Regions from separate parts of the Homo sapiens genome. Here region 2 is linked to region 1. Evidence: chromatin contacts called from ENCODE Hi-C or POLR2A ChIA-PET data. All regions are on one chromosome and are shown on one strand. Each heading gives the region's core, a stretch centred on a gene start or an enhancer-like site at or near the end of the contact. The rest is flanking DNA. Distances are from core to core; before and after follow the strand shown.

Region 1 (7,047 bases), core at 463-2,962:
CCCGTGCGTGTGTAAAGTGTGTGTTGCACAGGCGGAGAGGTGGATTCCGACCAGAATGCTAGAACCCGGAAGTAGTGGTGGCCATAACAGGTCGCGTCTTACACAATGCATTGGGCTGCAGCAAGTAGGCTCCTCGGCAGGGGTGGGTGCGCGAAGCGAGCTCTGGCCGCACTGGAGAGGCAGAGAGGCGCTCCATTAAATCGCACGCCCAGGCACAAACACCACACACCCAGGGCACACGCACACAAACGCAGGCAGTAGCCCGCGGCCGCCAGCTTTATTTTCAGTATTCTTTTCTCTCCCTCCCCCTGCAGACTCTCTCCCCAAAGCCGACTCTCTTGAAATAAATTGGGAATCAACGCCGGGCAGGCAGCAGCGGGAGTTATTTTGCACAGGGCTCCGCGCATAGACTTCATGACTTTCCTCGAAATTATTGGGGTCTGCCAGTGTTTTTCGGGGCAGGGGGTGATGCGCAAAGTACTGAATTCTCAGAACTAAACACTGCAAGGAGAAAAGTCAAAGCGGGATCGTGGAGGAAAAGGAGGGAGAAGCCAGGTTGGGAAAGCCTCTGCTAAGGAGTCCTGAGAACATGGGGTTGAGGTGGCTCGGGCTTTCTGCAGACCCAGCTTAGAGGTTTCTTTGCTGTTAGAGGTGGACGCCCGGCCGGGGGAAAGAAAATGCTAGCATTTTGTCACTTCGGGTCTGGACTCCCCCACCTCCTAGCCCCGGCGGCTCCCAGCCCCAGCCCAGGCGTCCTGCGCGAAGTAGAGAGGAAGGGAGGGAACAATGAGCTGAGCGCGGGGAATGTGCCCCCAGCGCCTGTTTACAAACACCAAGCTATTTATGATCGTCGGAAAGCGAAACCCGGCGCGGGCTCGCAGCAGCCCAGACCTCGCGGGCGGAGCCGGGGCCGGGGAGCCGCTGGGAGGGAGGCTCTTTCTCCGACCCGCTCGGGGTGAGGCGGCCGTGCGCCCAGGGCGCGGCGCGGCGCGGCGCGACGCTGCCGGAGTGCTAGGCTCCGGCTGCAGCCACCGCTGCCTTTGTCTTAGAGGCGCCGAGGGGCTCCAGCCTCGACCTCTCCCGGGCCTGTAAGAACCTCGCGCCCCACTAGCTCTTTCTCCAGCGAAGCCCTGCCCTCACCACCCCAGACATCCTTCCCCGCGCTCCTCTTTCCCGTCCCCAACCCGGCTCGGCGAAACCTCCCAGTGCCAGAGAAAAAGAAATCCGCTTCGGAAGCTGAGATTTCAGACAAAAGCTGCCTGTACCTACAACTCGGAGGCTCCAACCAACCACTGTTTTTTGTTTTGTTTTGTTTTTAACTTTAACACCTATTGCCTGGGCTTTAATTCCCCCTCACCCCTTCTCTTTATTCTCCCGCTCTAAGCTTCTCCCTTGTGATTATATTTAGTGGCGTTATTTTCGTATTTATATTTCTGTCCGCTGGGCTCTGATCTGCCGAGATGGCTCAGCCGCAGCAGCTCTACCAGTGGCTGGAAACCTCACATCCACAAGCAGGGCTCGCAGCTCGCTCGGCTCCGAGAGGATTTTTCCCCCTCCCTCCAGCTGAAACCTCGCAGAAAACTCCCCCTGCGGTCGACTGGAAAATGAGCTCACCCAAATCTCGGTAGGCAGCCGTGGAGGAGTGCTCGGCCAATCAGGAGGCGCCCCCGCCCAGGCCGCCGCGCATTGGCTGCGGGGAAAATCAATTATCAAATAATCGATCAGCAGGGAGCTTCGATCTGCGGGGAATGCGAACTGCCAGTCCCTATTCCCGCCCTGAAGGTGGCCAAAAGGCTGACTCCCTCCAAGCAGCCCGCCCGCGCCTCCATCGCCCCCACCCACGTCCCACTCGCCAGCTGCGGACTGAACCCTCACCCTCAAGGGGGTGTAGGTAGGGAAAGAGTTTTGAGCAAGATTGGGGGTATCCCTTCATCCGAAGATTGTTTGGGAAAGGTTAGGAGCTCTAAAATGTATTGAAGCCAACTCTTAAGCGCAAAGTAAAAGATAATTTGCGTCCGTCTGCGAGGTAGGACTGAAGATTCTATAGAGTGGGCTTCCGAGGAGCAGGAGACACAGGGCGAGCATGAGAACATAGGTCTGGAATGAGGTTCCACCGAGCGTCCGTAGTCTCCTTAGGCGACATCTATCGCTTCCTTTAGCACTTCGCAGGAGTCAACGCGGGGTTGGTTGCCCCCAACAGTGGAGCGTTTCCATAAAGCCGAGCAGATGAGCCTTCCCAGCCGCCTGCACTGCACCCTTCCCCGCCCCCAACTCCGTACTGGCACCCTGTGTGCCTGAAGGGCTGACACACGTTCTCCCAAAACCTTCAGAAGCGCTTTGCCTTGAAAGAGCTCTCCCTCGTGTGTGTGTGTGTGTGTGTGTGTGTGTGTGTGTGTGTGTGTGTGTGTGTGTGTTTAAACCATCTCCAGGATCCCTTATCATTTGCTTCCTCTCTCCTTTTTCTCTCTGTTTCTCCCTGTCTTTTTTCTGACGCTTAAGTTTCAGGATCTTTTAGTTTTTTTCCATCACATACATGTGTAGGTTTTCTGGTACAAACGCCCTGAAACATCACTTGGGAGGTTAAGACAGGCCCGCGAGTAAAAGCTGGGGACGGAGTGGGTGGGCAGCCAGGTGCATTACCAGCGCCTTTATGCCTCTGCCTACACTTCCCGGCCTCCCCCCATCCCCCCACCCCCCCACCCCACGCCTCACCGTCGCTCCCCGGCCCCACAACATGAACTTGGAAGCAGAATTTCAGGCCAAGATGGAACCTCCCCGTCTCAGGAAGGCGATTTCTGTTTAATCCTTGGGAGGCTGCGCTGGCTGGGCCAGGCAGCACGCTCCTTTTCCGATTAGGGAAAGGACTAAGCTGGGCCGGCAGTCTGCGACCCCTTCCCGGAACCCCAGCCGACTTCGGGGTATACCTGAGCGCCTTCCGATGGCTGCTCGCGGGGGTGTGATCATCGTCCCCGCATCAGGCCCGCCAGGCATCTGCGCGACTCGGGGGTAGGAGGGAGATGCGTGGGTGGGAGGTGGGGGTCAAACCAAACACCGACAGGGCACACCTACGTTTATGATCCTTAAATGAACTGCGAGGGAAATTGTGTAAGTATAATTTAACTGAGAGAAATTTATTGCGAAATACGCTTAGAGGACTGTGGTCTTTAACAGCCTCAGGGGTTCTTCGGCAAAGAGGTAACGGGGCTTGGATTTACCACAACTCTGCGGCCACGTTTTCAAATTTGGAAAAGGTCAGTATATATATATATATATATATTTGACAACAGGATTTATTTTGTATTGTTGCTTTCCGGTAATCTTTTTCTTTTGTTTTCTAGCACAGATGAGAAAAGAAGGTTCAGGTAAGTCACCCTTTGCAAACATAACCAAAATCTTCAAAGCAGGAGGAAGACTAGACGACTGCATGCTTTAACCATGATGTGCCAGATTACCTTAAAAATGTACTTTAAATTACCTACACACAAATTTTCCTTAAAGAATGAGATAGTTTGAGTTTGCGGACTTAAAATCAACTCAGTAGTTTTGAAAAGTGCCCCTCCCCCCCCCCACAGTCTTTCCATTTTAAACTGTGAACCTAATATAACTTCTAGGCCTTTATACAATTAATTCTGAACAATCAAGGGACTAAACACTTTTACAATGTAATTACAGTAGTACAAATTGTTTGCCCAAACCTCATTCTGGATAAGGATTTTACAATTAGCAAACAGTTATTACAGTTGGGGCTTGCTGAGAGAAATTGCACAGAGGATGTCTAGAGTTGCAATATAGTAGCCATAAAAAAAAAAAAAACTCCTTTAGCAGGGCAGCAATTAATCATCTATTAAAAGGAAACAAATGAAGGGACAGGTCTAGGTATCTTAGTAAACTACTGTCAATATTTATGCCCATTTTTTGACAGCCCCTATTCCTAACTTATTTCAGATACTTGCTTTTTTAAGGCAATAGCACTTTTATTTTGCAAAAACTTGGCCTGGTGAAAACTTCTGGCACTTGGCCCTAGCTCTTGCGATTCAGGCCTTCCGTTCTCTTCTCATCCTTCTTATCTCAGAGCATCTTTCCAGAGATAGAGAACGGTGACAAAAGGAGGCAGACTGGGCCCTTGGTCTCTATTGTTTACACCCTCCTGTATGGAGGCATTTCAAGCCCTCAGTGCTCCTCTGAGCTGCTGGTAAAGTCGTCTCGGAGAACTCCCCTGACTTTATGTTCTATAAGGAATTGTGCTTCTGGAAAGATCTATATCCTAAATTAGGCTTTTGTCCCAAAAGGTCACACTGATGAGTCAGCTCCAAAACCCTTAGAAACTAAAGAGGCACCTCTTAAGGTAAAACGTGTGTGTATTTGCCAGCCCAGAATAAACAAAAGCCTGTTAATCAATCGAGTTTGGCAGCTGTGTTCACAAAATGATAAGGGTTTATCATTTGCCACCAAACTTTAAGATGTCCCTTAAAATGCTGTGATTGGTTTTTAGGTTGTCCTGTGGTGTGGAGGCTTGGCGTTTGTATTTCAAAAACATTCATCCTCTGCATCTCTCCCCCTCACTAGCATTGACATTTCAAAAAAACAGAAATAAGAGGAGGGAGGGAAAGATAGTTTAAAGAAAATAGATTCGAAATCTAGTACAGATAATAGAGGAATGCTGGAGATAAGAGCCTGGAGGTGATATGAGAAAGGCACCAAGAAGTCAAAGCTAATGAATGGCTGTGAGAAAAGTGAAATAAACTATTGAGAGATCTATTAAAGGGGGAAACCTGGTTAGGTGATATCAAAGGGGGTTAACTGAGAGGATTAGGGAGGATGTTAATCAAGTGCTCTAAAGCATTACAGGCTATAAGGACTGAAAGATTTGTTTACTGCATTTTGCTTCAGAAAACAAAGAATGTCTGGGTCCAGTTCAGAAGTCAATTAGAGGTCAGCTTAGGCTCTCCAAGGGTTGCAGGGAAAATACCTAAGTTACTATATTCTGACTGGATGATGCAAAAATTAGGGAAAAAAAATGGGGGGTGAGAGGGAGGTGCTTTCCTTACTATTCTATTTCAAATCATTAAAATGCTTTGGTCTCTAGGGGGGAAAAAACTACACTGGTTAACATAATTACTAGCTCTGACATTTTCAGAAGTTATAGAGGTCTTTTATTAATTAAATGGAGGGCTTAATAAAGTATTCCTAATAAAATTTATGGTTGTCTTAAAACTTTCTAAACAGTGCTATAAATTCTTAATAAAATTAACTGGGAAATGAGTTATTAGCCCACACTTTACCCTCCCCCCCAAACTGCTACATAAGGAGTGTCTGCAGAATGAAAAGGAAATAGAAGCCTTTTAGTAAAATATAAATATTAGCCAAAGTCATGCATTGCTCTGAAAGAGGCAAAGTCCCAACTGTTGTTTCTACTGGCCTCATTCTCCAATATCCCCCAAAAGCTATCCCACAAAACTTCATCAAGAGAATTTATTCCCCTTCCCAAGTACCTATTATATATGCATTTATGTGTAAGTGCATTTGAAATACAACCTTCAATTTTGTGGACTGAGTTGTATGTTAAATGTAGTAAAAAACATAGATGCATCATGCAAAGTTCCGCTATAGAATCTTCAAGTCTCACGGTGCAAATACTTTCTTTATTTTTAATTAAAAATAAAATGCCCTGTAATTTCTCTCACTTTAATTTCTATAAAGATAACTTTTAAATGATAAATTTCTAAATAACATTTTTCTCTGAAGTTATTTAAAAGTGTATTTTCTGAAGCAACATTTTGTTGACATATGCAAAACCTTTTTATATCATTACGTTTCAAAACTTTTAGTGAGTTATCTTAAGTTTTCAGGTACTTCACTGCTTCACAGATACAATGCTGGCTGGTTAGCTATTTTAAAGAAGATCACACACATACACTTCAAACCACAGCAGCCTTGGTGAATTGTTTAGCATTTGAAGGCTTGATCTTTTGTGCCGTCTACTGGACAATAGAAAAACTGCAGCCTTGATGACAAACTTTAATCTTGTTTTACGGGGGTGGGAGGTGGTGGTTGGGGGTATGATTTGGTGCTGGTAACTAACAAGAGAAAACCACAGTACCCAACTTAGACTCATAGGACAGGTCTTGGGGTCTAACCATGTTTTTCAAATCCAAAGATAGGATATGATATCAATCATAGGTGTATAGCTCAAACACTTGATTAAGGCACAAGGCTAAAACCTACATTGAATACAGCTGTGCATGTGTGTGTACCCATATGCCTAAACTTGGGAAGACAGCCTGGGAAAAGAAAGGAAGATAGGACAGATTCAACAACTCTGAAAACAAAAACAAAAACAAAAAACAAAAAACAGTAGTGGTTGCTTGACACTGAGGATGAATTTGCTTGACAGTCAAGTTAAATCTATCTACTGCCTCGATAATCTAGCATGTACAAATCAGTTCTTGGAATTTGGAAAGTGACATTGGTAATCAAGAAAAAAAACCCTTTAGGAGAGGGGAAATGACACTGGTAATTATAAAAGTTTTAGTGCAGTTCCCTTTTGGCAATTTGGGATGAAAATGTAAAACTTCAGTGTTTTCACTTGGAGAGCACAAGTGTTAGAAAGTGTGGGTGAAATTCACAGTCAGACAACTTCATATGGCAGAGACCATTTGATGTTCTCTTAAACATTAAGAAACATTGTGCACATTTTGGTTGTGATTTAAAAAAGAAAACATTTATAGATCTCTAGCATTGTGGAAGCTTTGTAAAAAAAAAAAAAAAAAAGCATGAAGCTAACTTTGACCTCTGTTCGACAGTGACAGTTTCTGAAGTAATCACTGTTACCATAGAGAAGTGATTTTGTGATTTAAGAAACAAATAAGCCCAATGCCCCCCAAATATATATCTGTATATGTATCTATGTGTGTATAGACACACACACACACACATACACATACATGGAGAAGTCAAGCTGATTTTGTCCAAGAGACATAGACTTTGGTGCAAGCACTTTTAAAATTGTTCATGTGCTTTTCTGAAGTTAAAACTCCTTATCGCATT
Region 2 (7,047 bases), core at 1,898-4,397, 1.7 Mb after region 1:
CCTCCACCTCCTGGGTTCAAGCGATTCTCCTACCTCAGCCTCCCCGAGTAGCTGGGACTACAGGCACGCACCACCAGGCCCAGCTAATTTTTTTCTTTTTGTATTTTTAGTAGAGACGAGGGTTCACCATGTTGGCCAGGCTGATCTCGAACTCTTGATCTCAGGTAATCCGCCCACCTCGGCCTCCCAAAGTGCTGGGATTATAGGCATGAGCCACTGGACCCAGCCAGCACATTCTTAAATGTAGTTCAATAACCCACTTTGGAAAAGAAGTGAATTTTTCCCACACAAGGGATCTAATTTGTTTCACTTACCACAGGGTGACCTGGCTAAGGGAACACTGTCCACTTTTTGCAAATCATGTCTTGGGATGAGGACACTGGCCTTCCTGCACTGTGGAATTCCAAAGGAGTTTCAGCATACTGAGAGGCAACACATACACAAGCTGTGTGCTACAAGAAGTTTGTGGCACAGCTCATTTTTGTAAGTGGACTCAGGACTACTGAAAGAAATCATGGAGTAGGGCTAAAATCAGAAAGGGAAGAGAAAAGAAGTGTCAGGCTGTATGTCTTAACAGGCCCAGGGGAAGGATCTGTATCCTAAAATGACAATAATCAAGGAAGGTCCCAATATGACCAAAGTAAACCTTTGTGTTCACTTAGTATCTCTCTTCTGAATTCCAGAGCACTGTAGGTTTCAATTTCATATATATATTTGAAATATATACATATATATACATACACACACACGTATGTAAAGATTTCGCTCACTTCAAGACTCCAAAGCTAAATTATTCCTAGGTCTCTCCAGATGACTCCTTTGTGGAAAGGGGATGTCGGGTATTCTAAGTGAATTTGAGTAGAGATACAGTGTCTAATTTGCCTTTCCTTAGTTTCTTCACAGAAGCAATTGTCTTTAAGTCTCAAATTACGTGCAGAAATGCACCTGTGGGGAAGAAGGTGGGTTCTTGCCAGTGTATTTGCTTTAGTGAACATCTCCATTCAGGTTTATTGGTGGTTACAGTTACAGTACTTTCAAGTACAAGGGTGTGTAAAGGGTTAAGGTCTGTAAAATGATTGCTGGACAGTAGCCAAGAAACTGTGAAAAGCCATAACTCCTGGGAATCAGCAGGGAGGAGAAGATCTAGTAGTGGGTGCTGCGGAGCACCGACGTCAGGGTTCAAGGTGAGCCAGTGGGAGGAAGATCCGTGCGGGAGGGAGGGTTGGAGGAAGCTGAGGTATCGACATGCATTTACAGCTTCGCTCATACCAGGTTAAGAAGTGCCTTTTCCAGAAACTCAGTAAAGCAACAGGACGTATTCAGGAGCTGTTTCGACCTGCCCACACCCTACCCTGACTTTCCCAGAAAACAGGCAAGCAAGCAAGGGGCAAATGTCACGGCCAAGCCTCCCGCCTACGGCTTCCAGCCTCCTCAGATCCCAGCACACAGCCCCGCCGGACTTCCCCCGGAGCGGTCTCCAAGAGTGGGCACTGCGTGATCTGATTCACTCCAAATCTGGCTGTCCCCCGGGAGTGGGGTTTGGCCGTAGGGGCTCCCCGGCAGCGCCAGGCAGAGTCTGAGCAGCAGCCGCCGCCTGCACGCAGAGTTAGGAGCCAGCCTCCGCCGCCGCCTCCTCCTGCCGGATCAGAGTAGGCAGCACAGCCAGTCCCCATCGCTGTCACGCAGCCAGCAGCGGGCCGCCGCCCCCCCGCGCAGCCCCGGCCCTCACACTGTTATTTGCGTGACTGACCCGAGCCGCGCGGGAGGGGAGGGCTGGCCCGGAGAGGAGCTGGTGGAGAGGAGGAGGCCGGGCCCGCCCGCTCCTTCCCCTCTGGCCGGCTGCGGAAGCCCTCTCCTCCCCATTGGCCACACGCTCGCGTCCATCACTCCCGCGAGGCGCTCGGATTGGCAGAAGGCGCACTTCTGGAGCGAGGAGGGCCGAGTGACTCCGCGGGTCTCCGGCGCCTCCTCCTTCCCTCCACCCCACACTTGAACGTCCACCCACCTCTCCCCACCCCCCACTCCACTGCCCCCGCCCCGCTCGCGGCAGTGTCCTTAGAAGACTCATTGGGCCAGGGGTGCAGCCAGCCGCTTAACGAGCCGCGCCGCCATAGGTCGAGGCCCACGCCCGTCGGAACGATGGGCCTCACCATTGGGTAGCTCCGCTCCGCTCCGCCCCCTCAGCTCCTCACCCTCTCGTCGCCGCCTCCTAGCTCACCTCTTTCTCGGCCCCCTTACCCCGCCCGTCCCCGCCGCATCACCCCTGTCCAGCTGGGCGGGGATTGCTGTACGACTCTGTAAAGTCTGTGAGTCACTGCACAACCCATCAATCCAATTAAATGTCTTGAGCGAGCCGAGCAGGCGGTGCTGCCGCCCGCCGCCGCTCGCCCCGCCGCGGCCGCCCCTGCTCCTGCTTGCAGCGCCCCTCTGATCCATGGCTGTCTGTCTGTACTTGTTACGGTGTAACATCCTCCTCCTCCTTCTCCTCCTCCTCCTCGGGAGCCGCTGCAACTTCCCCTCAGCCAGCCTCCTCCTCTGCCTGGGGACTGCAAAGGCATGGGATAGACCCAGAGCCGCTTCCCTCTGTCTCCCCTCCAGCCCTCGCTCAATTTTCCCCCCTTTAAATTAAAGTCTGTTCCTCGCTCCTCGTCGTTTTAGAGATTTATTGGTTGGTCTATTATTTCCCCTGATTTTATTTTCCCTCTCTGGGGCAGAGATCGTAGGGGCCGGTGGGTTTATTTTAGGGAGGGGGCGCTCCATCACCCCACCCCTCCGTTTCTCCTTCTCCCTTTTCGGCCGTGACTTGATTTCCCCGCTCCTCTGCGCTCCCACCCCTCGAACTCACCGTCCTGTACTCGAGTGACGCACAGACACCCCCCGCCCACAGCCCAGACGCCCCCTCCCTCGCTGCCACCCCGACCCGTCTCGGAGCTGGACTGGGTGCCGACTTCTTCGCAGAAGGGTGAGTGCTGTGCTGGGTTGGGTGAGGAGGATCTGAAAAAATGTGGTGGCCGGTCCACTGTTGGGGAGGGCAGGGATCAGGTTGTGGGCTGCAGGTTCCCGGTCCGGCGTGGATTTAAGGTGGCGACTCCCTCCTTTCCTCCCTCCCTCGCTCCCGCTTCCTCCGCCCCTCAGCTCCTTATTCACCAGCCTTGCTGTATATCTAGGTATTGCCAGACTTCCACCATCGGGGCATTATAACGCTTATAAAACATTTGGTAATGGCATGCTTTCTGTCTTTAGGATGCTTAGAGAGCAGTGATAGCCACCAATGTGATCTGATAGATTCTATCACCTGCAAAAAGTGTAAAAGGGACGATGGGTACGTTTTCTTCTAATTCAAAGTTAAACTTTTATTCAATAAAGGCAAGGCAGAAAGGTATTTTTAATTTTAATGCGTGGCGATAGGGCAGCGATAAAGCAGAGAAAGACAGATTGTCTAGTGGCATTGCTTAGTGTTTTTATTTGAAAATAGTTTTATGGGTTCCCTATTGAAAAAATATCAAGTCCGTATCAAAGGTTATGAAGTCTTTGAACCTGTTGGGGGAAAGCAAGGTAAGATGGAAATCCAGCTTGACACTTCATCTTTAGCTCACCTCTGTTACAGGGAGGCATTACAACACAGAGTTTTAAATTTCTCAGTCACTGGACACAATGGAGCATGTTAAGGATATGAGAGAAATATGGATTATTTCTCTTTTGATATCCATCTTTTGTGTACTTCATTGCTTGTTCAGCAATGTCATACTACAGAATTTTGTAAAATTTTGATTTGGTTTCTTGGTTGTCCATAGCTCAGAAGTACAAATACCTGTCTATATATGCTTTATGAGGATGTTGCCATATGCATCTTTCATATTTTGTTTGAAATAAAAGTAAAAATTATGAGAAATAGTTGCTCAGAGTTGGCTTCTGAGGTTGCTTTTTAGAATTCAGCTGTTTTAAAATGGTATTACTCTTTTTGAGTCAAGTTCTGGGCTAGTTGTCCACAAGATTCAAATGAGGCCAAACCAAACATGTTTTGAAACATTAAAGTACAGGAAAGGCCTCTTAATAGTTCATTCTCTCCTTCTCTTTCAGAGTAACCAGAATAAGTTGTTACTAAATTTAATTTTAAAGAATAGACTGTTCCTGTACCGAAATCTGCCAAGTTGCTACAGAAATATTTCTTTTTAAAGAGCAGAAATGTGTTTATGATCAGCCCAAAGTAGTAAAGATGAAAAGTGACTTAAATGTAAATGCTGTCTTAAAGAAATGCTTGTCATAAGCCCCAAAACCTTCCAGAGTGTTTCAGGAAGACTTACACAAAACCTTTTTGAATTGTTTAGTAAATTTTATCATGTGACCTTTTTTATGAGTGTAAGACTGAATTATTGAAAGACCTCATAGCACAAGGGAGCCATGCTGCCAGAGTTTGAATCTTACCACCATCCCTCACTGGCTGTGTGACCTTGGGGGACGTTTCTAACCTGGCTTTTGTGGGTTTTGTCCTGTAGATGGAAAGAATGACTTCTCAAGGGGTTGTTGTAAGGTTGCATGAGAGTACATGTCACAGAGCACTCCAGGTTAGCTACCCCATCATCACCAGCAGTCTTAGAGAGGTGTCTAGTGTAGTGGTTAAGAGTAGGACCTCACGCTGGTTCATGCCTGTAATCCTAGCACTTTGGGAGGCTGAGGTGGGAGGATGGCTTGAGCTCAGGAATTTGAGACCAACCTGGTCAAGATGGTGAGATCCGGTCTCTACAAAATAATTAAAAAAAAAAAAAAAAAAAAGTGGGGCTTCCAGAACCAGATTCCGTAAGTTTAAACCCCAGCTTTTCCTCATTATCTTTGTGACCTTGGCCAAGTTAGCCTCAGTTTCCTCATCTGTAAAATGGAAATAATAGCACCTACTTCATAGGGTTATTGTGATCGCACAGAATGAGTTAATATATGCAAAGATCTTGAGTAGTCTTTGGTGCATCTTTGCAAGTTTAACTCTTATGTGCTTTGCATATCTTGAAATATGAATATGTTTTTTAGACAATTTTTTGTAAAGATAAATTTATTGTTATCAATAAAATAATCAAAATTTTTATCAATATGCCTAATGTTTTATGAGATTTATACTTTTAATCTAGAGTTTGTATGACTCTTTAAGAAATAGAGCTACTGGACCAGGCACAGTGGCTCATGCCTGTAATCCCAGCACTTAGGGAGGCTGAGGTGGACTTTGAGCCCAGGACTTTGAGACCAGCCTGGGCAACACAGCAAAACCCCGTCTCTACAAAAAATACAAAAATCAGCTGAATGTGGTGGCACATGATTGTAGTCCCAGCTACTGAGCCCTGGAGGTGGAGGCTGCAGTGAGCTGTGATTACGCCACTGCATGCACTCCAGCTTGGGCAACAGAGACCCTGTTTTTTTTTCTTTTTCTTTTTCTTTTTTTCTTTTTTTTTTTTTTTTGGAGACAGAGTCTCTTTCTGTCGCCCAGGCTGGAGTGCAGTGGTGCAGACTTGGCTCATTGCAACCTCTGCCTTCCAGATTCAAGCAATTCTTCTGCCTCAGCCTCCTGAGTAGCTGGGATTACAGGTGTGCGGCACCACGCCCGGCTAATTTTTGTATTTTTAGTAGAGACACAGTTTCACCATGTTGGCCAGGCTGGTCTTGAACTCCTGACCTCAAGTGATCCACCCCTCTTGGCCTCCCAAAGTGCTGGGATTACAGGCATGAGCCACTGTGCTTGGTAAGACCCTGTTTCAAAAAAAAAAAAAAGAAATTTAGCTATTGAATGAATTGAGTTGATCCCCTTTCATTTAAACTTGCATAATAGAATGTACATACCTCTATTAAAGTGTAATACATATCACACATTTGCTGTTATCTGTGGTTTTCCCTCCTGTTAAACAAAGCTCTTTGAGGGTAAGAATAGTATTTCATTTATAATTTAATCTCCAGTGCCCAGTACCTTTTATTTAAAGAAGCTTAATTAATGCATGTGAAATTAATTAAATAATGCTACTCTCATGTTTATAGTAGTTGAGTGACATTATAAGTGATACTTATACAAATATAAGTAATACTATTATTTGTATTATTGAATTGAATTTTCACTTTCTCAATTTTTGCAAATAGAGAATAAATGAGAGGAATTACAGTATAATTTACTCTTCATTATGGAACTATTTTTTATTTTCAAGGTTAAACAGAAAATAGTCTGAAAAGTATGCCTGTCATATCCTTCTTTGATACCTGACATGTCCAGTTTTTAATCATAAAATCTGACTCCCACACTTTCTGTCATTAAGTTGGATGTTGTTAATAATTAATATGAATTATATGAATTAGATTTGGAATGTCCCAAAAATGATGATATGATGTTATTATCTGTTACAGATTAATAATAATAATGTATCAGCCTAATCCTGTGAAATTTAAAATGGCATCATTTCCTTAGGGACCACATCCTTATTCTCTTTCCATTCAAGAGTGAAACTTTCTCTTGAGCAGTCTTAATAAATAATTAGCTATTGAAATAGCTGCACTAAATAGTGTGGCAGGAATCATAAAGGAAGCATATGTAATTAGTAAATAAAACACACTCTAAACTTTACCATACGCTTAATATGGTTACTCAATTGGGGAATATATTTTTCAAAATAAGCAAAGTTCATGGGGCCTACCGCCTGCCTCATTTATAGAATCATTCTATTTTACTTGTCAATAAAATCCAGTCTAATTACTGAGCCCTCTGAAGTTATAAAAAGCCAGAATTATCTTTCATTAGAGATCCTTGGTAATAAAATCTGAATACTAATCTACTCAGAATTGTTACAGTGTTCCATCACATTGTTAAAACTTTTCAAACACATATATGAAATATCTATTACAATGTGGGCAATTTTGTGTATATAAATCTTCGTTTAACCAAATCATCAGTTACCCAGTTCAGTTGAATATATTACATTTTCATTGGCTAAAATAATTAATTTAGAAAACTTGCCCTTTTTTGTTTTGATACATTTAAAGCAGCTAATCTACAGTGAAACTTTAAAAAATAATAATTTA

Evidence for each region. A loop is a pair of places that touch in the nucleus more often than their neighbours do. ChIA-PET counts read pairs that join two places held with the same protein, here RNA polymerase II (POLR2A). Pooled maps may share reads with other maps.
Region 2: a pooled map shows a loop between it and region 1 (4-fold over the local background). The contact joins the enhancer-like site here to the promoter of MEIS1-AS3 in region 1. A Hi-C loop is called at or near these places in 3 of 50 pooled maps. POLR2A ChIA-PET finds 5 or more read pairs at or near these places in 2 of 52 experiments (Caco-2 and HEK293).

The regions. Positions count from the first base shown.
Region 1 is chr2:66,428,135-66,435,181 of GRCh38, reverse strand. MEIS1-AS3 (MEIS1 antisense RNA 3) reads left to right here and starts at 1,712. Exons shown (of 4, transcript NR_046438.2): 1 at 1,712-1,891; 2 at 3,172-3,251; 3 at 3,344-3,362. MEIS1 (Meis homeobox 1) reads right to left here and starts at 57. Exons shown (of 13, transcript NM_002398.3): 1 at 1-57. RefSeq lists enhancers at 98-197, 1-661, 1,531-1,883, a promoter at 1-299 and a silencer at 906-1,005.
Region 2 is chr2:64,746,196-64,753,242 of GRCh38, reverse strand. No RefSeq gene overlaps it. Among named protein-coding and RNA genes, the nearest start is that of SERTAD2, 96 kb to the right of the region's middle. RefSeq lists silencers at 1,521-2,520, 2,852-2,921. Within about 2 kb of position 3,147, at least 36 of the 41 ENCODE cell types and tissues checked have a DNase peak (open chromatin) inside an H3K27ac peak, as active enhancers do.